Linked DNA regions of Homo sapiens: region 2 is linked to region 1. Evidence: read pairs that join two places in POLR2A ChIA-PET (ENCODE). Cell type or tissue: OCI-LY7. All regions are shown on one strand. Links, peaks and the distances in the headings refer to the core of each region. The heading gives the core; the rest is flanking DNA.

Region 1 (7,891 bases), core at 1,616-6,615:
TTCTATCATACCAGATTTGCAAAAATGTAAAACAAAGTCATTCTAAATTTTACTAAGTTTTGTTTGTTTTGGAAAATATAGTTTTTTTAATCAAAATATGTTATTAGTAACGTGTAAGTTCCTTTAAATTCATATTTTAAGTATTTATCAGTTTTAATTTATAATACAATAAATATCAATGGATATAACCATATACACAAATAATTTTTGAGAGTATATAGAGATTTTGAGATCGAAAAGTTTGTGGACTGCTGCTATAGGGTATGTACCTAAGTGTGGAAAGGTTGATTGTAGGGGTGCACAGCTTTGACTTCACCTCACATTGTCATATCTGCTTTATAAAGGTGTTGCACCAGTTTGTACTGTCATCAGCAGTATGAGTCCCTGATTTTCACATTGAAGCGAACATTCAATATTGTCAGATTTCAACAAGCTTTGACAGTAGGATGGATGTCAGGTAGCATCTTACTGTGAATTGAATTTGTTTTCCTCTTATTGCTAGTGACATTGAACATCTTTTCCTGTTCATTGACTGTATTTGTAGTTTATTTTCTTTGAAAATTTTTTGCCATTTTTCCCATCTGGCTGATTGTGTTTTTCTTACTGATTTGTAGAAGGATTTCCCTCCTTCCCTCCCGCCCTCCCTTCCTCTCTTCCTTCCTTCCTTCCTTCCTTTAATGTTCTGGCTACCAACCCTATGTTGGCAATAGTCATTGAAAAAAATCTCCCAATCTTAGGTTTGTCTTTTCATTTTGTTTACAATAACTTTGAACATAATTTTTAATTTTAATGTAGGCTAATGTTAATCATTCCTTTTGCTTGTGATTTTTTTTGCCTTGTTTAAGGATTTCATCACTAACCCAAATTAAAAAGGTAATCTCTTTATTTTCCTGCAAAAATTTGTAAGTCTTGAGTTTCATCTTTAAGGCTTTAATCTATAATTTATTCTTATATATGGTATGAATTAGGGAATCTCATTTCATTATTTTAGTATGCATCATGTATTGACTCATTTTTTCCCCCACTGATTTTTAAATGTTAAATTTCCATTTATCTGTGAATGTACAAATTTCCACATACATGTGAATGTACTTCAAGCTTCTGTTCTGTTCTATTGGGTTTGCTGTCCTTTCCTCAATGCCTCTTTCCCTTAATTAATGTGACTTTAAAATGGTCTTGATATATGGTATGGTAACTCTCACTTTTTTTTTTGCTTTAAAATGATTTAATCATTTGTAGGCTTTTATTAGTCCATAAAACTTTTAGGATATGCTTCTTCAGTTTTGTAGAAAATCTTTATTGGTAGTTTTATTGGAATTGCTTGAATTTATAAACAAAGTTGGAGATGACAGATATTTTAATGATACTGAGTCTTCCTATCCATGAACATGATATATCTCCCTTTATTCAGTCTTCCTTTCATATTCTTCAATAATGTTTTATAATTTTCTCCATAAGGATTTTGCTATCTTTTCTTAGGTTTATTCCTATGTAACTTATCACAACTGGGATTTTTAAAATTATACATTTTAATTTGCTGTTGCTGAGAATATATAACAGGAACTGGTAAAGTTCAATAATAAGAAGACCCTAATCAAACTGAGCAAAGACTTGAACACGTCAATAAAGAAGACCTAAGAATGGCTGGGTGCAGTAGCTCATGCCTGTAATCCCAGCACTTTGGGAGGCCTAGGCAGGCAGATCACTTGAGGTCAGCAGTTTGAGACCAGCCTGGCCAACATGATGAAACCCTGTCTCCACTAAAAATACAGAAATTAGTGGTGGCACATGCCTTTAATCCCAGCTACTTGGGAGGCTGAGGTAGGAGAATCGGTTGAACCGGGATGGCGAAGGTTGCAGTGAACCAAGACTGTGCCACTGCACTCCAACCTGGGCGACAGAGTGAGACTCTGTCTCGGAAAAAAAAGAAGACATAAGAATGGCCAATAAGCACGTGGAATAGTGCTCAATATTTTTAGTTATCAGGATAGTGAAAAAACCACTGTAAGACACCATTAAACACACACATCATTAAACACACACAAGAATGGCTAAAATAAGACATACCTTATGTTGGCTGGAACTCCTATATGGTCCTGGAGGGCATAAAGTGATATAAACACTTAGGAAAACTGTGGGTATGTTATAAAGTTAAGCATTCACCCACCTATGACCAAGCAATCCCACTCCTAGGTATTTAAGAGAAATAAAAGTAACATTTACAAAATGGTTGTAAACATATGCTTTTATTCAACCAAAGTTATTGTAAACAAAATGAAAAGACAAGCACAAGACTGGAAGTTTTTTCAATGAATATTACCAACAAAGGGTTGAATATTTAGAAGAATATTAAAGAATATTTATAAAAGCTTTATTCAAAATAGCTCAAACTGGAAACTGAAATGTCCATCAACAGGAGAATGGAGATATATATATTGTGGTATATTCATATAAGGGAATACTACTCATCAATAAAAAAGAACAGTACGAATTAATCTTATGTTTGCATGAAGTTCAAAGACAGGCAAAGCTAAACTACAGTGGTAGAAATCCTAACAAGTAATTGCCTATGAGATAGTGGGAATTGACAGTAAGGGGGTTCAAGGAAACTTTCCAAGGTGTTGAAAATGTTTTATATCTTGATTGGAGTGTTGGTTGTGGATGTATATGTTTATCAAAACTCATTGAATTGTACATTTTATTGTATGTCAATTTCACATCTTTTTTTAAAAAAAATTGGAAATGTGGACACTCTTGAAATCTTTTTTTTCCACATTTTATTGAGAAATGCCATTGCCTTCTGCTCTGATTATCTTGTGAAATCTTTCATTATTCTTGTTAGAGACTAAAACCAGGTTACATTTTCATAATTGTGGGGCATAAATGGTACTGCTTTTAATAATACTACTTGAAAAAAAGCCAAAGACTAGTCAAGCTCTAGTGTTAAAAGTCTATTTTATGTTTTTAGCCAGTACTATATATTTTAATTTATGGGTTTCAGAAACTCAATACTTGTATACATAACATTTGCTGTTTTTTTTTGAAACTGTGTCTCACTCTGTCACCAAGACTGGAGTGCGGTGGTACGATCTGAGCTCACTGCAACTTCTGCCTCCCAGGTTTGAGCGATTCTCATGCCTCAGCCTCCCAAGTATCTGGGACTACAGGTGTGCACCACCATGCCTGGCTAATTTTTGTATTTTTAATAGAGACGGGTTTTACCATGTTGGCCAGGCTGAACTCCTGGCCTCATGTGATCTGCCCACCTGGGCCTCCCAAAGTGCCAGGATTACAGGCATGAGCCTCCATGCCTGGCCAAATGATCTTTAGGTGCCACCCCTATTATATTATTTTTCATTAGCACTATTGCTTCAGCATTTTTGAACCTAATATATATTGTAGCCAGCAGTGTTCTAAGCCTTGGGGATACAGTAATGAAGCAGACAGACAAGGAAAGACCCTGCCCTCATGGAGCTTATAATGTAGCGAAGGAGGAGACAGACAATAAACATAAAACAGGTCTCTTTTGCCAGCTCTGGAGAAAAGGAAACGGGATGATACCATGGAAAGGAACAAGAGGGGCAACTTTAAACTGGGTGTTCAGGGAAAAGCTTCCTGAGAGGGGGTTATTTGAGCTGAGACTGGAATGGCAGGAATATCTTCATTCTGGGAGTTGTATGAGGAAGGCTTTGAATATGGGTATTTTCTATAACCGTACTCTTATTAGTAGGCCAACCTTAATCACATCCCTGATTATTCTCTCAGTTGCTCTTCATTTCAAAGTCTCCCTCCTGCCTTTTCCCATTTGTTTCTCCCAAATTACCCTTCTCTGGAGCTGTTTTGTTGTGACTTTATAGACATGTAGCAATTTGAACTCTTTGCAGCTTCCAGCTTTTCCGGTGTTCTTAGCCTAGTTTGGATTGTTTACTCTTACAAGCAGAACATTGGTCTCCATAAATCTGCTCTTTGCATGAATCTGACCGTACAGACTTAAAAGAGACAGTTTTGTGTATGGAGAAGCAGAAAGTGAATTTATATCGTCTTGACAGTGGCGTTTCCCACTCCTTTCTACTTAACTCTGAGCCCACATTTAAAATCCTGAAAGTATTTGGGAACGTTTTTCTTGACATTGTTACTGCCTCAAATCTCTGTGTAGTTTTATAAAAACTTAGTCATTTTAGGATTTTTCTAGCTGAAACTGTATTTTTCTCTCTTTTTCTAAGAGGGCATTGTTGGTAAAATCCTCATGAATTAAGAACTGGAGACTCATGTTCATTCACAAGCAAAAATATGTTTTTTTCTAATTTAATCATTCTATTACTTTCATGTTCTAAAGTGTCAGTTATATTTTGAGGAATTCGGTTAGTAAATATAAAGAAAGTCTTTGAAGTTGGCACTTTGTAAAAGCAGAAGGAGCATCGATATTTCGTCTTACTCTGCCCCACCTCCAGCCGTAATCCACGTGTCTGAGTGGGTTGGACACCTGATCTCTGTGCTTCTTTGCTGTATAATCAAAAAGGAAGAAGAAAAGTGGTCTCCCAAGTGCTGGCTTCTCAAACAGCTCCCGTTATGTCTCATAAGAAGTGCCTTGAGGTACATGGTTCATAATCTGTGTCTCCTTGAGACCAAGACCATGAAGCCTTGGAGGGTACCCGCCAACTATTATTCTGTCCTTGTACCTTTGAGCCCCTTCACAGGCTGAATCTCAACAAATTCCTAGGCACTGTGTATCTAGAAATACATAGTATTTCAAGGGCTTACAAGACAGTGATGAGTAAAGTATCTCTGAGTATTAATAATTGTGGTCAAGGTTCAGTACCTTTTAACAAAAATGTAGAAAATAAGTGGTCCTTTTCAATACCAGAAATTATGTATGTATTAAAAGTTTGCAAGTTGTGTGTGTTAGGTTAATCAGAAAAATTTTCAAGTTTTGTTGTTTATTTGCCTGTTTGCTGTTGACCTTTTAAAAAAGTTAATTATTCCTTGGTTCAAGGGTGAGCCTTACTTCACTTTAATTTTTGAAGCACAGGCATAAGAGAAATTCATTTATTCTGCACTAAATATTTACTCTGTCAAAAATAATTATCTTACATGGTTTCAATTTACACAGTTTCTAGAATATTTTATTTAGACAGTTAACAGATTCAGAAAGTGTTTGTTGCTAGAAAAGGTGATTAATGGGCGGATAAGGATGCTAAAATTATTCAGCTGAATCCAAGATTATTGTGTATATTTCACTTAGGGTATACGAACACTTTTCTGCAAAAGGCTAATTTAACTAACACAGCTCCAGTGTAGATAGGGTAGTTTGTTTTTTATTTTTGTTTGCTCGGGGTGTGTGTATGTGTGTGTGTGTGTGTGTGTGTGTGTGTGTGTGTGTGTGTGTGTGTGTGTGTGTTTATGACTGCAGATCACAGCTCAGGGCTCTTGTTTCTTTAACTTGGAGTTTCCCTCCCAGGAGTATGCTCAGAGATGCAAACTGTGTGTACTGCTATCAACCTTTTAGTTTCATAGATTATCTTAGGTTTTTTAGTCTTCTACTGGATTTCTCTTTCACCTGCGGTATTTCTAAATTAGGTAGCTACTTGCAGGGTGTAAGTCTTTGAAGCCATTGTATTTGAAAATACAACTAGACTTAATAAGCTCTTCAAGGGCAGGGACTCTCTTACAATTCCAGTGCCCAGCATCCACACTCAATACAGCAACAAAATTAATGGGGAGAGGGAGACTTGCTCTGTTTCCTTGCAGAGTTTATTGATGCATTCTGCAGGTATTTACTCAGCACCTTTATCTGCCAGGCACTGTGATAGGCATTGGGCATGAAGAGGTGAGCAGATAAGCAGTTCCTGCTGGCCTGGTGCAGAACTCCGTCCAGCAGGTATGGGAGGCTGTTTTCACTGCTGAGATAGAGACTTCTTCGGTTTATCCAAAGTAATGGAGGATTTTTCTTGTAAGGACACGGAAGGATTAAAGAAGACTTGAATCAGTTACACTTCTGGGTCTCTTGGGAGCGTAGGAACTAAACGAATCTAGTGGAATATAGTTTGGCAACAGAAGATATCTCTGGTTATACAAGCACGAAGATATTCATAGGAACATAGGACTCAGTGTTCCACTGCAGTAGTGTTGGGGAGAAAGTCAAACCTTATATAAATATTTTTGTCTTTTTTCCTTGGGGATTCACTAAGATCTTAGGTTATATTCTCTTAAAAATGCTAGGATTTTACTCTGTTCTTAAATCATATTGTTTGTTTCTCCAGGCATACAATATGTTTCCTATTTTTTCGTTCTATCCTAGTCTCTAGTTTTCTCTCTATGTGGGGTGTGTGTGTGTGTGTGTGTGTGTGTGTGTGTATTCACCAAATATCCACAGAATAAGAAAATCTAAAGGTAAAAACCAAAAGTCTGAGAAAATTTAATTTGACTTGTCACATTTTAAGATACCTTCATCTGTTAACATTTTTTGGGAATTTGTATTGCTGTGTATTTTTTATATTTAAAAAGTGGTAATATTAGTTTACACTAAATAAGCGTCAGTCTCTTACATTTGAATAGGAATTTATAGTTGACAGGTACATCCAAAGATGTTTAGGTTTTTTTTGTTTTTGAGATGGAGTACCGCTCTGTTGCCCAGGCTGGAGTGCAGTGGCAGGATCTCCACTCACTGCAACCTCTGACTTCTGGGTTCAAGCAATTCTCTTGCCTCAGCCTTCCGAGTAGCTGGGATTACAGGTGCTCACCACCACGCCCGGCTAATTTTTTTTTTAATTTTTAGTATAGAGATGGGGTTTCTCTTATGTTGGCCCGGCTGGTCTTGAACTCCTGACTTCAGGTGATCTGCCTACCTCGGCCTCCCTAAGTGCTGGGATTACAGGCGTGGGCCACCGTGCCTGGCCAGGTTTTTTTCTTCAGAAAAACCCCCTGAAAGAAGGAGGGCAGATTTTACTCTCCATATATCACAAGTTGAAAATTTAAGTCAAGGTTACATGGTTCATCTACGCCATCAGAAGGCAATGTGGCCAGTATTAGAGCCCAAGGCTCCTGTCTGCCACTTGGGTGGTCTGTCCATGCCCCATGCTTCACCCCCTCCCTGCCAGTGATGTGGAAGGTCGGGATGTTGGCGGTGCCCATCGTCACCTTCCTGCTCCCCTTCCCTGACTTACTTTCCTGAGAGAGAGGACCAGGCATAGCTTGGCCAGATGCACATTTCTTTATTTCCAGCAAGGCCTCCACCCTGAATCCCAGCCTTCTTCTCTATTTTGGTAATTAGACTAAAAAGCTTAGAAAAATGATGAAGGTGACCGTTAACTTGCTGAAAGTTTGTACAGGAAACATTTGTGTTTCATCCCTGCAAGTGGAAATGGAGGGATATGGGCATGAGAGATTGGATTTTTGGTGATTGTTCTCAAAACCCAGTATTTACCTTAATTACTGCATACCACTTGCTTGGTGCACCCATCTTCTTAACTGTCCAATCCTATGCCCCATTTACTGTCAGAAAATGAAAATCATAGACTTACAACCTGTCTACTCACGATTTAGAAATTGATAGAATGTCTAGCAAAAATATCAAGGAGAAATAAATTAAAATAATTTATAGCAAGTAAAATGTATTTCAGTAGGTATGTGTTTCAGCATGTACTCAAGAAGACAGTGTAGTTAGATTGTCCCACCTAGATGTGGAGGCTCTATGAATATAAAAGCTGCAAACGGAGTCTGATCAAAAAGCATTGTACTAGGAATCCAAATACCATAAGGAGCATTGTAGTAGTCGCATGGTTTTCTGAAATGATGAACATCTATTAGTAAAATTCCAAACAAAGCAAGAAACAAAACCCAAATTTGATGTTGTCATTGTGTTGTAGAAAATTTGATGTATATTAAAACTGCA
Region 2 (7,891 bases), core at 1,975-6,974, 100 kb before region 1:
TTGAAAACATTATGCAAAATGAAAGAAACCAGTCACAAAAGGACACATATTCTATCATTCCATTTATATGAAATGCCCAGAATAGGCAAATTCACAAAAAGTAGATTCATAATTGCTGGGGCTGGGGGCAGGAGCAAATGTGGAGTGATTGCCAATGTATATGAGTTTTTTTAGGGGGTAAATGAAAATGTTCTGGAATTAGATATTAGTGATGGTTGTACAACCTTATGAATATAAGAACCACTGAATTGTACACTTTAAAATGTTGAATTTTATGGTATGTGAATTATATCTTCAAATATATATATTTGTATATATATGTCCAAAGGTAGGGGTTTCAAAATCCAAAAGCTGCCCAGGGTTCCCCGAGGCTTCTAGGAGAGCCTGAGAATAACAGAATAACTTTTCCAAGGTCTCTCAGTTAAAAAGTGGCAAAGGTGAAATGTAAACCAAAATTTGTCTGACCTTGAATATTCTGGTTTTCTACCATCTAAATGCCAAGTTCTCAGCCCCATAACTCATCAGCTTACACAGCACTCCAGCCACAGGCACTCCCAGGAATTCAATCAAAACTCCTGCCACCCCGGAAAGCCCTGGGTTGTTAGCTCAGGTTGGTTGCTTCCCTCCTAACCTCTCATTGAGGTCCTCTGCCTTGAGGAGTTGGGGTTGGGATTGAACAAGATAGGACTAGAAGAGGATACTGGAAATTTGGGTCCATGAAGCCTTTTAGGAGGTTGAGGAAGCCAGAGTGGTGCTACAGAGAAGGGTTTCAGAAATCTTGGAGGCAGAGAGAGAAGCAGGTCAGCATCTTTGTATGACTCCAGTACCTGGCAGTGTCCCACCCACAGCCTCCTGAGTCTCAGCTCATAAACCTGCAACACCAGCTCCAGCCTCTAGAGTGGCAGCTGCTGTGAGCACCAGTGCGGTGTGCCTTAGGAGCTGCAGCCCCACTTCATCTCAGAGACCCTCAGGACTGGCTCACGGTGCCTCACATCCCTGGTTAGTCACCCCAGAGGTCCAGGTCCCCCAGACACTCATTACCAGAGTCTCATGTCCTACTTTCCAGCCTTTGTACTGGCTGTTCAGTCTGCTTGGACCCCTTTCCCCAGTTACCTGTAAGGCTAAACCCCTCACCTTTAATCTCACTGCTATTATTTGAACGTCCCCTCCAAAACTCACGTTGAAATTTAGTTGCCATTGTGACGGTATTAAGAGGTAAAACTATTAAAAGGTTATTAAGCCATGAGGGCTCCATCCTCATGAGTGGATTAATGGCATTATCATAAGAGTGGGTTCATCATCTCAAGACTGTGCTGTTATAAAGCCAAGTTTAGCACTCCCTGTCTCTCACTGTCACCCTCACTTACCCTTCTGCCTTCCACCATGGGACAACACGGCACAAATATCCTTACCAGATGCCAAGACCATGCTCTTAAACTTCCCAGCTTCCTGAACTGTGAGCCAAATAAATTTTTGTTCATTATATATCATCCAGTCTGTGGTATTCTGCAATAGCAACATAAGATGGACTAAGACACTCCCTTCTGACATGGCCTATGCTGACCACTCTATTTTAAATTACATACACACAAACATATGCACACGTGTGTGCAGATACCTTTACCCCTGGCACTCCCGATTCCTCCTTACCTTAATTTACCTTGTCTTATTTTTTTTGATAGCACTTAACACCTTCCAATATTGGACATAATTTTCTTGCATGTTACTTTTGTTAGTTGTTTTCTATTTCCTCCAGCTAGAACACAAGCTCCAGAGTGGAAATCTTTGTTTTGTTTGCTAATGTAGTCCAAGCACCCAGAATAGTACATGACCTATTATAATACTCCATAAACTTGTGGAGTGAAAGAATGAATTAATGAATTAGCATTGTGTTCTGTATACACCTGATCTGCCAGGAACTCAAGGACCCACCCCATATACATATTTCCCTGAGTCCTCTGGGGTGTATGCTCTGAGCCCAGCACCAGCATCATAATCTCAGCCTTTTTCAAAGGATTTTACCTCCTCATCTCAACCCAAGCCTGGCTCATTGTTAAAAACATCACCTTGCCCACAATCACCTCGCAAAGAGGCAGTCTTTTCTCAGCTTAGGGTCCCACCCATAGCAGCCCCTTCCCTGACCACCCTATCTATTGTAGCACCCCAACTCTCTGATCCACTGTTCTCTTCTTTCAGCCCCTTCCTTCTTTCTTTTTATTAAAACACTTATTACAACATAAAATTGTTTCTTTGTCCATTTTCTTGTTTATGATCATTCTCTCTCTAGAATATGAGTGTCTTGAGGGCAGGACCATGTTTATCTGCTTCACTGTGTGTCATTAGCACTTAGCACACAGGATAGGTACTCAATGGACATATGAAGAAGGGATGAAGAGATTAAGAGGTGAGGGGTTGGAGGCATCAAGGAGAGCTGGATTTTTCCTTGTTTATTCCAAACCCTTCTGCTTTATTCAACTGCACAGGAAGAAATGATTCCATTGAGACAAAGAGTCCCCTGATTTCTTTTTAGACGGTAAAAAGAGCTTGACAATAAATGGCTAAATGGTAGATCTGGTTGTTTTTTTTTTTTTTTTTTGAGATGGAGTCTCGCTCTGTTGCCCATGATGGAGTGCAGTGGTGCCATCTCGGCTCACTACAACCTCCACCTCCCAGGTTCAAGTGATTCTCCAGCCTCAGCCTTCTGAGTAGCTGGGATTACAGGCACGCACCACCATGCCCAGCTAATTGTGTGTGTGTGTGTGTGTGTGTGTGTGTGTGTGTTTAGTAGAGATGGGTTCTTACCATGTTGGCCAGGCTGGTCTGGAACTCCTGGCCTCAAGTGATCCACCCGCCTCAGCCTCCCAAAGTGCTGGGATTACAGGCCTGAGTCACTGTACCTGGCCCTAAATGGCAGTTCTTAATATTGAAGAGGCAAGCCATAAGATCTGATAAAGAGATCTGATCATGGAACCTGGGTGTGTAGGAAAGGGGATCTTGGTCGACAGGAAACAGAAATGGCTAGCACCAAATTCAACTCTATTGGCATGCTTGCTCCCACTTGCTTGTTTAAGGGATTCACAGGGGCTGATTTGAGCATCCATCCCATGAATACAAGATGGCAACCAGAGAGCTAACTCTTCTAGTCCAAATAAGTGATAGCATTGTCTCCCTGATCTTCAAATAAATCTAGGAGTATCCCCTGAGCTATCACTCCATCGAATAGCACATCCAGAAGAGCAAGTGTGTACTGGGCCCTGGCTAAATGCTGGCCCTCCACTAAAGGCACCTTGTATAATTCTCCCCAGCTCTCATTATTCCCATTTTACAGATAAGGAGCCTGTTGAGAATGCAGTACCACATGGATTAGTACTCAGGCAGCCTGGTTCCCAAACTTGCAGGTTTCACCATTACATTTTACTGCTTCTTTTCTCTGTCATTTTCAAGGTAGAGCAACTCCATGTTGTAGTTCATTTGACATAGATAATAACTCAGCACCTCTGCACTCACCCCTAAACTGTGACTTGTATACAAAGCTGGCCCTGTAGTTATTGATGCAAGGGACGTTCTAGTTCACAACAATGAGTAGAGGTTAAAAAATAAAATAAAATAAAAATAAAAGCGGTTGCCAACAATTGCCTACATATTGCAATGGAAACCAGTCATTTTGTTCTCATTTTGTGAAAATGGGAAAAGCTACCAAGTTACCAGCAATATAAGTAGTCATGGTCAACAGGTACTTGCTGTGATTTGGAGCTCTTCCTGAGTCACCTGCTGTAAAGAAAGTGAAGTAATTGAGGATGCTTTCCTATAGAAAGGAGTTTTTACATTGCAAATATCTATCAGGGCATCACTTCTCTTTTCCAAAAATAGGACTTTTATTCCAATCTACTTTGTTCTCCTTCAAAGAGAAACTGCATTTGAATAAAAGCTCAAGTACCACCTGCAGCACTTTGGCACACGCACGCTGAAGTTATTTCTGAAATGGGGGACTGTGGGGTTGGGGCAGGAGCAAAGTGTACTTAGGATGCTCTGAATTTAAACTTAAGCCACCAAGTGTGATTCCTGTGTACCTTAAATGCCAACTCTGTGGGAAGGTTTCCTAGATGTACCATAGTCTTTTCCAAGGCCATCCCCAGAGGCAAGTGCCTGCAGTAGTCTGTATCTAACAAACACAGTATGTTTAAAAGAGGCATCAGCACAACCTAGACACTAAAAGAGTGGGGAGAGACTTTATCTTAGAACATCTAAAGCCTAGGAGGCTGAAAAATTGAAAGATGAAGGAAGAGAGATTACTACAGGAGGTCTTCTTCAAGGTGTGGGGCTCATAGCTTTTTTAAGCATCAGCAAGAAAAGGAATCAAAGAGATGCCTTCTTCTCCCTCCTACAGCTTTGAAGCTCCAGCCTTCCTAAAGCTGAAGCCCACACTGACCTTTATGAGAAAGGTAGAGCATGGTTTAGTACTTGATCTTTGTTTTGCCCTTGGAAGTAACAGCCCCACCTGCCTGTTTTCTGAAGCTGGCCTTGTCCTGCCATGGGAGTAGTTCCTTGTCTTTTCTATAGATGAGAAAGCAGATGTTAGATACTGCTCTGAGGGAGCCCTGAAAACGAGTTATAATGATCTGAGCCTCAAAAGCAAATCTAACACTCAGGCCGATCCTAAAATGACTTTGCCACCTAACTAAAGCCATATGGCCTGAGTATATTCAAACTAGATTCTTTGCCAGAGAAATTCGTTGAGAGTCAACTGTTCTCTTTAAAATCATAAGCTTCTTTAAAATTATGAAGGGGACAGTGTCCAATTCTCTCCTCTTCTGGATTATTTGGAGAGTATCCAAAATAAGGTGTCTCTGACATATTGTCTTGGGACCATCTGTAACTGAATAAACTATGGTACCTGTTAAAAATTCAGTCCTCCGCCGGGCGCCGTGGCTCTTGCGTGTAATCCCAGCACTTTGGGAGGCCAAGGCGGGCGGATCATGAGGTCAGGAGATCGAGACCATCCTGCCTAACACGGTGAAACCCCTTCTGTCCTAAAAATACAAAAAATTAGTCGGGTGGGGTGGCAGGCGCCTATAGTCCCAGCTACTCAGGAGGCTGAGGCAGGAGAATGGCGTGAACCTGGGAGGCAGAGCTTGCAGTGAGCCGAGATCACGCCACTGCACTCCAGCCTGGGCGACACAGCGAGACTGTCTCAAAAAAAAAAAAAAAATCAGTCCTCAGCCCCACCTCAAACCTCTCCCCCATCTCAGACCTACTAAGTCAGATTCTCTGGAGGTGGGGCCTGGGAATTTTTGCAAATTTAGAGGATTCTGAGACATACGAGTGTTTGGGAATTACTGGATATGAGAATTAAACACTACCACTTTCTCAGAAAAATTTGGCCCAGGTGAGATCACAAACATTTTTTTCTAGCAGCCTCATGCTATTATGTCAACAAGACACTAGGGAGTTGCAGATCCATTACAGAACAAAAGATCTGAACACAGAATGGTGGGAACCAGTTTCCTTAAATGCTTCTGCCTTGCTGATAGTACTGGTGGCTGCTTAATGATAGTTTGCTATGAACAAAAGGAGCAGAGACTGGATGTGCAGGTGAATCTGCAATTGCCATGGAAACAGCAGCCATTATCACCGGAGAGGATCCCCTCTTAGGCAATCCTGCCATTCCGTTCAAAAACCCCAGCTTCTGCTTACTTTAGATTAGAAATCATGCTTTCTTGAGGCATGCTTCTGAGGGCTTATAAATGTGTATCCAAAAAAGAAGTAAACAGAGAATCATACTGTTTTCTTCTCTTACGTATCTTCCAAAAGCATTCCAGCATAATCCAAACAGGATGGAAATTCTCATCTCTTGGCACAAATCTCATATCATCCCTTGCATGTAGGGGAATAGGAGGGGTTGAGTTTGGGGTTGAAATAATTCATTTGCCTTCTTCCTTCCCCTACTTAATTAGTAGACCTAGTAATAAATGCATCTGCACTAGGATTTTAATTAAGTTAAAATTTTAAAACATTGTTTATTTTATACTGAGTTTAGAGGAATTTTTAAAAGTGTGACTGTGATGAAAACAATGCCACACTTATGTTCTAGAAACCTAGATGTTAATATGGAGCATATCATGCACAGTAAACACTGGATCTTACATTATGCATTGAACATTTTATCTTTGCCTAAAATGGAAAAATAACAGCAACTTGAAGCATATGTGCTTATCACATAGGAAATAAAGCTCAGTAGGCTGTGTCCTCACCAAGAGAACTTTCCACGTTCCTGAGCCAGGTTTTCTTCCTTCCAGGCTCAGAAACCCAAGTGCTCTCAAAGTACATGAACCCTCCTCAGGGACAGACTCATATTCACTAAGCCCCCAAAACAGAATACCAGATTATTCATTTATAATGAGAAGTACCTCTCCCAGGAACAGGAACACTCATGGATTGTATAACCAGCCCTTCCTCCTCAGGTTGGTGGACCTACAGGGCAGGCCAAATAATATAGTGGTCAAAATGCCATTTTGTTCTTTTACAGTCAGAAAAAGAAAACTATTGTAAGAAATGGAATACTAAAAGCCCTTGTAACAGATCCATTTCCGTAGGCAAAATGACAGAGGAAGTCAGATAATAATCAAAGATTGCCTGGAGAGCAGGAAATCAGAACAAAAAGAGTTCTCCAGATAAATCCAATGCTAATGGCATCAGGCTGAGATGGCCTGAGGCTTCACCTACATGATGGGATTGGTCCCACCAATAGAAGGGGGATTATTTCATCTCCTCTGGACAATGGTTTGGAGGGTCCTGCCAACTGTTCCTTATATTTTCTATTTGTTATGACTCTAATCCCCAAGCTGACCACCATGCTCCTGATTTTCACATTATTTCTTTAGCTATGCTTAATATTAGTCAGTTCACTGTCTTGCAAGCTGAAGAACATTGTCTTTGTAATGGCTTTGCATATTCCACATTCCGTATTCTATTCTGTACCATTGTGTGGAGTTCATAGTTTAATTCCGTGCCACCTCCTTCATTTTAATTTTTTGAGAGCATCCTTTCTAAAGCTCCAGATAGGTGGGCAACATAGCTGCATACAATGTTGTATTTCTTCTGATTTGCAAGTGACTCCAGCAAGTATTTGAAAAGATAATAATAAATTCCCACTCTGTCTCTTTCTTAGCATGGATTTGGTTCAGACTGAGCTATGCTGAGCCACCTCCGAATGCCATTGCAAGGATGTCAGTAGTTCCTTGGGAGCTGCTCTCCTCCTTATTGCTTGCCTTCTCCAGTTACTGTTCATTCATCACCAGTTACTCATTAGGTGAATGCTTGTATCTTAAACTGAGAGGGCTGGGGTGAAAGAGGAGAGTTCCCTTATGCCCCTCTCAGGATGTGCAACAAGGGTGTGGCTCACTCCTTCAGTAGCCCCGCTGCTCAGACTCCTAGGGGGGCAGGTACAGAGGCAGTAGGGAGCACTTTTGGGCTCCAGCCCCTCAGCAGCGTCTATGGGTGGGGGTCTGCGACTTCCGAAGCCCCAGCGGATGTGTGTTACAGTGTGCTCTCTCAGCTTAGCCATCTACATATGGCTTGTGCTAATCAGTTCAATAAACCCTCTGCCTTATCACAAGGGCAGGGGGCCAGTGTGACAGCCTTCTGTATCCCGAGTTCTTGCCCAGTGTATCAGAAGAATTAGATCACATGTGGGCTGGAAGGATGAGTGCAAGGTTTTATGGAGTGGTAGAGGTGGCTCTCAGCAAGATGGACAGGGAGCGAGAAGCAGGGGATGGAGTGGGGAGAGTGGTCTTCCCCTGTAGCTGGGCTGCCCAGTGGCTCACTCTTCTCTGACTGCTCCAGGCTGAACTCCCCTAGGCCTCCAGGCGTCCTTCCTCTTCTCTCTTTCTCT

Evidence for each region. ChIA-PET counts read pairs that join two places held together with the same protein. Peaks named below come from ENCODE experiments on the same cell type or tissue, not always from the same donor. Only the 100,000 strongest peaks of a DNase experiment are listed, where the experiment ranks them.
Region 2: POLR2A ChIA-PET joins it to region 1 with 7 read pairs; 3 of 35 experiments call an interaction of 5 or more read pairs at or near these places.

Annotation. Positions count from the first base shown.
Region 1 is chr7:107,059,980-107,067,870 of GRCh38, forward strand. The region is part of intron 1 of PRKAR2B (protein kinase cAMP-dependent type II regulatory subunit beta); the gene reads left to right. It overlaps PRKAR2B-AS1 (PRKAR2B antisense RNA 1), which reads right to left. Exons shown (of 4, transcript XR_007060469.1): 3 at 7,424-7,491; 4 at 4,344-4,503. Among named protein-coding and RNA genes, the nearest start is that of PRKAR2B-AS1, 16 kb to the right of the region's middle. In OCI-LY7, for the core only: no CTCF peak of the experiment used is centred there; DNase peaks (open chromatin) are centred at 4,492, 5,482 and 5,839; H3K4me3 peaks cover 2,541 bases; H3K27ac peaks cover 3,159 bases.
Region 2 is chr7:106,959,061-106,966,951 of GRCh38, forward strand. No RefSeq gene overlaps it. Among named protein-coding and RNA genes, the nearest start is that of PRKAR2B, 82 kb to the right of the region's middle. In OCI-LY7, for the core only: no CTCF peak of the experiment used is centred there; a DNase peak (open chromatin) is centred at 3,871; H3K4me3 peaks cover 1,795 bases; H3K27ac peaks cover 2,059 bases.